2 separate regions of the Mus musculus genome follow, and region 2 is linked to region 1. The links are chromatin contacts, found by Hi-C or POLR2A ChIA-PET in ENCODE. All regions are on one chromosome and are shown on one strand. The core of a region is the stretch at or near the end of the contact, and the rest is flanking DNA. Distances in the headings are between cores, read along the strand shown. Region 1 holds the start of Fbl (fibrillarin). Region 2 holds the start of Zfp36 (zinc finger protein 36).

Evidence for each region. A loop is a pair of places that touch in the nucleus more often than their neighbours do. ChIA-PET counts read pairs that join two places held with the same protein, here RNA polymerase II (POLR2A).
Region 2: a loop to region 1 is called in a map of regulatory T cell, with 2.3 times the contacts of the local background. The contact joins the promoter of Zfp36 here to the promoter of Fbl in region 1. A Hi-C loop is called at or near these places in 1 of 37 maps with a recorded cell type or tissue (regulatory T cell). POLR2A ChIA-PET finds 5 or more read pairs at or near these places in 2 of 5 experiments (Patski and embryonic stem cell).

Annotation. Positions count from the first base shown.
Region 1 is chr7:28,166,556-28,172,355 of GRCm38, forward strand. Fbl (fibrillarin) reads left to right here and starts at 3,193. Exons shown (of 9, transcript NM_007991.3): 1 at 3,193-3,263. The coding sequence starts at 3,254. Gm31024 (a long non-coding RNA gene) reads right to left here and starts at 2,307. Exons shown (of 2, transcript XR_001778069.2): 1 at 1,553-2,307; 2 at 718-1,370.
Region 2 is chr7:28,376,600-28,381,644 of GRCm38, forward strand. It overlaps Zfp36 (zinc finger protein 36), which reads right to left and starts at 2,629. Exons shown (of 2, transcript NM_011756.4): 1 at 2,575-2,629; 2 at 185-1,894. The coding sequence starts at 2,598. The coding sequence ends at 959.

The DNA of each region.
Region 1 (5,800 bases), core at 1,943-4,442:
ATGGGAAGTTCACACACACACACACACACACACACACACACACACACACCCCTCTACCTGTGGAATATCACATAGCCTAAGCTCAACTTCCTTTCTCCTGTGAAGAACCTGGTTAGCTAGCACCCTAGATTCCTGAAATGCTTCCCCATGCTAATGAGACATTTCGGTACCTTAAGCCTTCAGCCAGTGATGTTTGCCCAACCTGGATGATCCTATGCCCAGTCTCCAAAATTATATAAGCCTTGGATCACCCCAAGTAAAGTTGATCTGTCTCCCTGCATCTGGTGGTGGCAGTGCCACCCTTCACCATATGTACTCACAGGGCTTCTGACACACACCCCACCTTGTGGACCAATATGGCTGGACAATCCCCAAGGGTGGAGAGAGTCACAGAGAGAAAGGGCACTGAGGAGAGTGAGGATCCAATCTTATATTCTAGCTTCATTCTGTTGCTATGTCCAATACCATGGCCTAAGCAACTTAGGAGAGGTAAGGACTTTACTGCATTTTGCAGGTTGCCATCAATTACTGAGGAAAGTTGGGAACCCGAGCAAGATCAGAGTAGAAACACTGGAGGAGCATTGCTTGCTGGCTCCTTCCAGGCTTGTGCTTACCGAGTTTTCTTATACAGCCTACAACCACATGCCTAGGAATGGTACCACCCCCAGTGGACTCTTCTAGGACACTCCATCCCTTATCAAGTTGATCCACAAAAACTTCACCTTAAGCATAACCATTTAATTCCTTGTCCCCCAAAGTCTTGTGTGAATGTCATAATTTAAAACACAGTCAAACATTTAAGTCTTTAAATTTTTTCAGCAGTCTAAAAGTCCAAGGTTTCTTTAAAAATTCCAAGCACTAGTGCAGGGCTCAGCCCTATATCAGTCCCACCAGCACCCAAAAGCCTGGGTAGTCCAGCTTCTCCAACTCTGCAGTCCTCAGCACACAGCTTGTCTCAGGTTTAACCTGGTTCCACATCACACCTGCCGCTGTTCTTGGTGGACATTCAGCAGTCTTGGCATCTGCAGTAACCTGGGACCTCCTTTGTAATTGAGGCCACACCTTCACGAGTGACCTCTCCACAGGGACTCTAACACCGCCATATGTTACCAAATCTCAGCTGCTCTCCACGACCCCTCTCATACCTTCACAACTAGTACTTCCTAGCTGACTCTTACATAGTACTTGCCAAGTTCAGACCTTATTGAACTTTTTAAATAAATAATAATAATAATAAAAATAGCCAGGCAGTGGTGGTGCACGCCTTTTATCTCAGCACTTGAGAGGCAGAGGCAGGCGGATTTCTGAGTTTGGGGCCAGCCTGGTCTACAGAGTGAGTTCCAGGACAGCCAGGGATACACAGAGAAACCCTGTCTCAAACAAACAAACAAACAAACAAAAAAAAAAGAATGAAAGAAAGAATTTAAATTAATTTTTTAAGAAATCCTAGGAGCTTGGGAGGTATCTCAGCAAGTAAGAAATCTTGCGCTGAGCAAGCATGAGGACTTGAGTTCAAATCCTAATGCCTGTCTTAAAAAATTGAAGTGGTCACCTGTGTGTCTGTAACACCAGGGCTGGGGTGGTAGTGGTGAGACAGGGGACTTTCTGGCCACCAGCCTAGCTCCGGGTTCAGTGAGGATCCTAAATCAAGAGAATAAGAGAGAGGGTGATAGAGCAGAACACCGTACATCCTCCTCCATTCTCTGCATACCTGCATGTGTGTGGGCACACACACACTCGTGAACACATACACACACAATGTGTAAGCACTAAAACATTTCAGTGTCTTACAGGCTTGTAAGAATCCCCTTTAATGCTTATTTTGTCTAAAACAAAACAAAAACCAGTGCTGGATGCTAGGGTGATTTGTCACCCTGGCAACCATCCAGCCCTTCCCTGGCACTTGGCTGCCTTGAATGACTACCATCCAAGCAAACCCCTCTTGGCAGCCAGCTGGTCTACTGTCATGGCAGCCTGGCAGCTCTTGAATGCTCCACAGACACCTCCAGGAAGCTATACTGCATGGACCACCACTTAATGCTAAAAGACAACTCCTGCTCTAGGAGGCACTATCCTGGCCCTGACTATCCCCAAGAGTTTAACATGGACTTTTTGCCATCAGAAGCCTCTATAATCCTTGGCAGCCACTTCACCAAGGCCAGAGGGAAACCATTTCCCCTGGTAACCCAACAAAAAGTCAGCGGTTAGTGCAAATGATCTTTCAGTTGCACGGAAGGCTGTAAGTTCTGGCTATTAGGACGCTTCTTCTGGAGACCGGTCGCTCCTGTGCTGCCTCCTGGTGGTGCAACATTAACACTGGGCCTTCTGCAACAGTTGTTGCTCGACTGATGTGATCTTTATCAGTAGGGTGGGCTGAATTCATGACCTGAAGAGGAGGAACAGAGGCAGAAACAACTGCAAACCAGCAGTGGCCTGGGAGCAGCTGCGACAACATTTGGGTGAGTGAAGATTTCCAGTAAGAGGCCAGGGGTAGAGAGCAGAAGCAGTGAGATGCCTGTTCTTCGCTGTAAAGGAGGGAGCTCTTTGAGCGGAAAAGGAAAAGGAAGGAGAAATAGAAAAGCGAAGTGTACCATAGGAGATCCCGAGTTCCAGCTCAGCCTGGACCCCACTGCAAAACCCTGTCATAAAATACAAACCTCAACAACAAACAGAAACATAAGGCTGTGCTGGAGAGATAGCTCAGCTGTGAAGAGAACATAATGCTCTTGATGAAGACTCAGGTTCGGGTCTCAGCACCTATTTGGCGGCTCACAATTAATTGCCGGTAACTCTAGTTCCAGGGGATCTGACGCCTTCTCCTGACTTCCATGGCGTATGCGTGGTGCACAGACAGACGAATATGCAAGCTAAACACTTCTAAGGATAAAATTTTAAAAATTTAAAGTCTTTGAAAAATAATAAATTTTTAAAAATCGGTATAACCCCTGATTCCTGGAGTGCTAGCATAAGTGAGAGGAAAAGTCGCAGCGCACTTGTGATAAAATTTGCCACTCTAGGAAAAAGTGAGGAGCGTAGAGACACGACAGAGCCGGAAAAGGATTCAGAACTCCCACCCAAGGGGCCGACTCCGACTTCCGGGAGACGGGACGCGCGTCTAAGGGGCGTGGTTACGCGCTTCCGTCACTCGCCGTGCGTCACCGCGCGCAGGCGCTCCTTTCCACGTGCGAAAGCCTGAGACTCGTGGAGTCGGGGACGCCGCAGGTTGCCTGAATCGCGCGACCAGAACGCAGTAATGAAGCCAGGTAAGGACCACGGTGCGGGCAGGAGTCGGGGGCTCTAGGCGCGGCGGGCGGGGACCGCGGCCGCTCGGGGCCGGGGGATGTGGCCGTGAGCTCGGCTCACCGGCCGGCCTACAAGCTTGCCGCCTCAGAGCGGCCGGTGCGGCCCTCCAGACCCTGACCCAGAGTTGGGGCTTGGATCTCCGAGCATTGCTTTAGGGGATCCGACTTGGGTCGCAGATGAAAGGGCCCCTGTCTCCACCCCAAGCCTTCCCTGTTGCCGCCGTCACCCACTGTCACTCCCTGTCAACGATACCTTGGTCCCCAACCCAGCTTCCCCCCGGGTAAATGAGGATCTCCGGCTCCGTGGTGTGCGGCGCTCGCGTGCACAGGCTGGCGCTCGCCGCGCTTCCGGGAGGGGCGGGACCCAAGGCTTGTAGGAGTAGAGGCTCTGGGGACCTGGGAGTCCCTGCTCTGTAGTGAGAGCGACTTTACTAGCCCGGCTATTAGCGGGGTAGGTGATTGGAATTGAGAGGGGTTGGTTTAGGTTTGGATTTTGAGAGCGTCTTGTCACGTGATCCTAGCTGGCCGAGATCCACCAGCCTTTACCTCCAGAGTACGGGGATTAAAGGCGTGCGCCACCACGGCTGGCCTGACAAATGTATCCATCTCACCTATTTCCCGCGTTTTTTTCTGATGAGCCCACTGTATGGTGGATGATGGCGAGAGTTCTGGCTTTGACAATAGAAAGTTCTCGTTTCTCTCTTGAGTTCTTAATGGATAAGTGGTTTTCTTGGTGATAGGTTACTCTGGGCTGTCAATCCTAGCACTCGGAAAGCGGAGACAGTTAGATAATGAGTTTGTAACACCAGTCTGTTCTACATTAGTCGTGATAGCATGAGCTTTTCCTGTTGCCGAAGGATCAGTTTTCACCACTGCAGGTTTTTGTCTGGCGTGGACACACATGTTCCTGTGGACAGATGGAGAGTAAGTCACTGCAGGCGATAGTGACCCATCTCTCCCTCCCAGACATGTTGAATATCTATCTGGGGCTCTGTTCTGGATGTCTGGGGAAGTAAGGTGGAGGGATTGCTAGTCTGGATGTTCTCCTGGCATCCTGTGATTTGTGCTTTCCCCTCAACCTTTCTCCATCACACGATAGAATGAGAATTGTTGAACAGTCGAATCTTCTGTGACAGTTTGTGTCTTGAATACGAAGCAGCTTTGGGGGAGATTGTTTTAAACAGAGGTGTGCTACAAAGTATGGTGGACGATTCTCAACAAGGTCCTTTATTTTCATGTTTGTGTATTGAAATGGCATCTTATTGTAATAGCCTAGGCTAGCCTCAGACTCGGCTTCCCAAGTGGCTGGGTTGCAGGCATGTGATTGCAGCAGTTGCTGGAGTTGCTAGTTTGGAGGTGGGGAGACTTGTAGAGAAAAGCAGATTCTAAAACAGCAGACTGTGTGTGAACATAAAAGTCTTGTTGAGTAGTGAGTCCTTTCGGTTCATTTTCCTCAAAACCCCAGGACCAGAAATGGATCCTGATAACACATTGAGTATTATGTGTCTGAGTTGACCCTGCTATCTACCGGTCGCCATGAGGATGCCAACAGCTTGCCAGATCTCTGTTCTGTCAGGCCCAGGGTTGGAGCTAGTGGCTCTTCTCCTCAGTACTCTTGTGTATACAGTTCCTTGATTTTTCTATCATTCCCATAGACCTTTGCTACTTTAGGGTCTTGAGTAACAGTAGCATAGCCATCCTCCCATATGAGCTACAGGACACCATTCTCTTCTGAATGAAAACAAGTGGTTTCTCTGAGGCAGAATCCAGGGCTGTGGATATGGCTCAGCTGATAAAGTGCTTCCTGGCATTCGGGAGACAATAGCTTTATTCTCCTGTGCTACCTAGGGATAGGTGTGGTGGTGAACATCCATCTTCCTGCCTTCGAGGTGGGGGGGGTCAAAAATTCAGATTGATCAACCATTGCAGCTGGAGACCCTGTCTCAAGGTCATCGGCAGACGTTTGCTGACTGATTGTTGGTGTCAGCATTGGATTGTGCTGAGATGCTGTAACCAGAATAATTACAAAGCCTTTTGTGCATTTGGAACTTGTGGGTGCCAGTGAGACTGACAGTTAAATGTAACGTGACAAGAAGTGGGCTGAGTCTGTACCACTTAGTCAGACACCCAAGTGCGGGAGTGCTGTGCCTGCCTGCGGGAGCTGGGAAGAGGGGCAGCTCGCATGAGATTTCAAAGCCTGCCATTTGCAGATGGGGGACAGCCTGGGTTGATGAATCTCAATTTAGGCTATACATTAAGGTCCTGCAGGGAACTCAAAAAGGAAAAAAAATGCCCTTCTCAGGGAATCGTGGTCAAGAAAAGAATTCTGATTTTGTTGTGGATAGTGAGGTAGGGAGGGTAGAGATGGGGCTTGGGGGTGTCTGAGAGTTTTGAAGCTGAAACTTAACTTAGAACTGGGCGTGGTGGCACACGCCTTTAATCCCAGCACTTGGGAGGCAGAGGCAGGCGGATTTCTGAGTTCTAGGCCAGCGTGGTCT
Region 2 (5,045 bases), core at 1,379-3,878, 210 kb after region 1:
CTAGCTCTCCTTGTTCCTACTGGGTGACCTCATCTCGCCACGCCTCCTCAGGTGAACACCCGGGCTGGTAACGTCACTTCCTGCCAGGTAAGCGCCCCCAGGCAGCACTGCTCACGGAAAGGTCTGGAGGTCAGTTTACCCACCATCACAAGGCTGTGAGCCGCGAAAAAGACAAATTTCATCTCAGTTCACACTCAAGATTTTATTTAAAAATTCCAACCCCCCCCAAAAAATAGACTTGTACGGTAGCAATATATTAATATATTATAGCATATACTTAATACAGTATCAGTTTTAACATTACAAAAAGAAAAACGGAGTAGACGACCCAATATATATAAATACTATAAAATCTTAATACAATAAATAAAGTCGTCATAAATAAAGGGCCCACTGGTTGGGGGAGAAGGGATTTGGCAATGGCTTTGGCTATTTGCTTTAGGAGGGAAATTTGAGCACCAGGATTCTCAGGAGAGGCTTCGACCACCGGACACTGAACTTCAGGGTCTAGTAAAAATTAGGATAGTATTGTGGGAGCCGGCTCTTCACAGCACTTAAGATTCCAGGAGACCAGAGTTGCAGAGGGGCTGGTGCATACCTGTAACCCCAGAACTTGGAAAAGGCTAAGGCAGGATTATATTGAGTTCAAAGCCAGCCTGGGGTACCATAATAAGCTCCTATCTCAAAAACAACAGAAGACTTGGGGCCTGGAAGACCAACTGTCAACTGTCTCCCTCAAACATCTTAGGTACCCTAGGAACGGATCCACCCAAACACTGAATTTGCAAACTAGGGACCTGCCCCAGCCCAGCACCAGGGAAATGGGTTATTGCATCTTGGAATGTCCAGAAGATGGGACTTATTAACTTAGAGGAGTGCCCCAGGTCCCCACAGCAATGAGCAGTCCCTGCCCTCTCTTTGAGATCTAGCTGATCCATACTGGGTAGGTAGGCACTTGTCACTCAGAGACAGAGATACGATTGAAGATGGGGAGACGCCTTGGGGGTGCAGGGGTCTGGGGAGGCCCAAACACCCCTGCCTCAAAGACAGGTGAGTCTGACCCCCCCAGGCTGCTGCCGCTGCTGGCGTAGTCATCAGGATCGGATCCCAGAGAGTGGGCAGATGGGCTCCGAGCCAGGCCACCCAAGGGCCCCCAGATGGTGCTGGGGGTAGTAGACCTTCGGCAGGAGGGGCAACAGGCCTGGTTAGGGTCTCTTCGAGTCACAGGGGTCCCAGGGGCAGCAGAGAAGGCAGAAGGGGAAAGTGGAAGATCCCCAGGGGGCGGTGGGGAGCTGGAAGGCGAAAAGGAACAAGAGGACAGGGAAGGGCCAGAAAAGCCTGGAGGTGGCGGCGAGCTTCTGCGGCCTGAGGGCAAGCCGGAGAAGCTGATGCTTTGTCGCAGCACATGGGGCTGGCCAGGGAGAGCTAGGTCCTCGGTGGGGTTGTGGATGAAGTGGCATCGAGAGCCATAGGGGCAGCGGCCCTGGAGGTAGAACTTGTGGCAGAGTTCCGTTTTGTACTTGGGGTGGCGATTGGCTTGGCGAAGTTCACCCAGGCCGTGAGCAAACTGGCACTTGGCCCCGTAGCGACAACGCCCGCTTTCTGAGTAGGTCCGACAGAGCTCGGTCTTGTATCGAGAGGAGGTGGTGGGAGTTGCAGTAGGCGAAGTAGGTGAGGGTGACAGCTCAGGGCCTGGGCGGGGAGCCAAAGGTGCAAAACCAGGGGGTGGGGGTACCCAGCCACAGCTTCGGCCCTCCACCAGGCTAGTGGAGCGGCCAGTCAGGCGAGAGGTGACCCCAGACGGGATGGAGTCCGAGTTTATGTTCCAAAGTCCTCCGAGGGATTCGGTTCCTCCGTGGTCGGATGACAGGTCATGGCTCATCGACTGGAGGCTCTGAGAGGAACAGGGTTCGGTTAGGCCACCAGAAAAGGTAAGGTGACGTCGCCCCGCCCCTGTTGTAAAGCACTTCACGAGCTTGCCAGTCCGGTTTGTGGGTTCTCGGCCTGAGCCCCACCCGGCTCACACAAACTCCAGGGAGAACCTGACTACAGAGATTTGAGTGTTTCCACATGACTGAAGGTAATCCAGAAGGATCTAGGAAGCCCAGTATCCCCGATCGAGAGAGGGTTCCCCCCCAAATCAAAGCACACTGCTGCTCGCCAACTTTGGGCCTCTAGGACTCCCCCCCCCCCCATATGACCGCCCACCGGGCGCTCGTTTCACAACTTGAAGGAGCCGGCCAAAGCTGACCCAGGAGGCCAGATCTCTCTAGAACTCTTACCCTGTCAACTCCCCCCCTACCTCAACCTTAGCACCTGCTTGGCCACCAAACCGCGCCATGGGCAGCGAAGGGCACTAGACAGGTGTGATGCCGCTTCCGCCCTACGCGAGTGACAGCAGTGTGCCAGCTTTTCGTCCCAAGGGGATCGCCGGTATCTGGACCGAGGCGCTAGGCTCGCTGGCTCCCTCTCTCATTTCCAGCCAGCCAGGGCTAGTCTGAGAAGGTACGGAGGCGTCCCGGGCCTAAGTTTGGTGCGTCGGGGATCCCGGGATGCTGTCTAACAGGTACTCACCTCGTAGATGGCAGAGAGATCCATGGTGGCGCGAATGGCCTTGGTGAAGAGACCGACTGTCGGTTCGCAGAAGTCAGGCTGTGGCCCGCAGCAGGAGCTTTCTCCTTTTATGGGGCGGCCTGGGGGCGTGGCCACTAGAGCTTCCGGGACGCGCCCCCGCGGCGTAGCTCGGCCGGCCTGGTACTAGGCCCCTTCCGCCTATCTGCTGGTTAGCATGCAAAATGTGCCTGAACTTGGCCCTCCCGCAGCTCCGGCCCCTCTCGGGGGGTAGTAGGGAGGGTTGTGTACGACCAACTGGAGGTGATGGTAGCGGGGCGTCCTAGTGTTTTTCAGAGGTGGAAGGCAGTCGGGAAGAGAACTGGGGCAGAAGTGGGGGCAGGGCTCTAGGGACAATTGACAAGGGCAGAGACTGAGGGCGTGTGCGTGTGAGACAGACGGGGGCGGGGAGAGACAAGTTGGAAGAGACAGAGATGGCCAGAAGCCGAGAGAAAAACAAAGAGACAGTGAGAGACATTCACAAGTAGGATCTGCTGGTTTAGGACTGTGATTCCGGCCCCTCAGGGAGGCTGAGGCAGGAGACTGGTAGTTCAAGGCCTGGCTCCACTATACAGTGGGTTCTAGGGCAGCTTGAGTAACTTGGTGAGACCCTTTTCTTAGGAAGTAAAAAGATGCCAGATCACTGATGGCCCAAACTTTTAATTTCAGCACTTGGAAGGCAGAAGCAGACGGATTTCTATGAGTTCGAGGCTAGCCTGGTCTACAGAGTGAGTTCCAGAACAGCCAGGACTACACACAGAAACCCTGTCTTTTTTGTTTGTTTGTTGTTTTTGTTTTTCGAGACAGGGTTTCTCTGTATAGCTCTGGCTGTCCTGGAACTCACTTTGTAGACCAGGCTGGCCTTGAACTCAGAAATCCGCCTGCCTCTGCCTCCGGAGTGCTGGGATCAAAGGCGTGTGTCACCATGCTCGGCTGAGAAACCCTGTCTTGAAAAACAAAACAAAAGACAAGACAGTGGCATATGGTTGTAATCTTGGCATTTGGAGGTGGAGGAAGGGGGATCAGGCGTTCAATGTCAGACTAAGCTATTGATTGAGTTCCAGGTCCTACTTTTAAAAAAAAAAAAAAAAAAAAAGAGAAACCACGAAGGTAAGGAGGAAGTAAAACGAAGTCTCAGCGACTTGGTATGTACTCCTTAGAGCCAACCCTATTATAGAAAGAAAAAAAGATGACATTTACAAAGTGGGGAGACAGTAAGACAGGGAGAGGGGACTGGGAAACAAATCTAGGCGAGGAAGTGGGTTACAGAAAGATAGAAAGGCGAAATAAAAACTTAAACCTGAAGGCACAGAACCTGTAAGACAGTTGGTCCAGGTAGGGACCGCTCTGAGCTGTAGCTCAGCAGTGCCCTTCCAACCCCCTAGTCTAGCATGGCTGGATAGCACATTTACCCAAGCTGCAGTTTAAATTAAGAGGTTTTGCTTCCGAAAACTCAAGGTTGGAACAGCTTACGTCTTTTATTAGGGAGGAAGCTCTGCTCTATTGAAAGAATGGGCCACCTTCAACGTTGAATGGGTTTCTAGTAATGCAAGCAGTCTTAACTCAACTCTCTGGAGATCTGTAAGGTTTTTGCTTTTCAGTCGGTCTCCTTAGCCGGCTTGGAACTTGCGATCCTCCAGTCTCCACCACCCAAGTAGTGTTAGGATTACAGGCATGGCCGCCACACCCAAGTCAAAAGTGTTATTTCAAGGATATCTCCAGTGAAAAAGAGTTCTTGTGTATGGGGGTTATCATTGCCAGGAGTGTAATTACCATGCTGGGAAGTTCTCACACGGTGCGTTGCGTATCGAGGTAGGGAGATTCTGCCAGGCTACTTACTGGCTTGCCTCATAGGAGAGGGGGTTGGGGGGAATCCCTGGTGCAGCGCTTTCTGGGGCCAAGGGGCCTTCCTGGGCTGGTCCCGTGAGCAGGGCGGGCCATAGGCTGCTGTGGCACGGTTGCGGCCTCCCGCTCGCCCGTGACTCACTCGCTTAGGGCGGGGGAGGGGGGGCTTCCTGGAAGCCGTGACGAGGACGCTCAGCCCGGACGCTTGGGTTCCTTCTCTTGTAACCAGGGTTCCAGTCTGTTGTAAACAGTCTCGAGGACAACGGGAAAAGAAGGGAAGGAGGGGCACAAAAACTTGCCTCCCGCCCAGTTTACAAATCCCTGAGCCAGCCAATTTTAGGACCAAACGCAAAAAGCGAGGGTTGGGGTGGGGCATGTCGGGGTTTTTTGGAGGCCAGCAGGGACTGGATCATGGAGGAGTAATTCCAGTTTCGATTCCCTGGAGACTGGGAACCTTTTGCCATTCCTGACTCAGCCTGGCCCCCTCCTCTATCTGCTGAGTCACTGGGATTAAAGCTTGGATGCCTGGTATTGGGCTACTCTCTAAAGGATGCGGGCGTTGGGGATAGAAGACGGTTTAAGCAGGACAA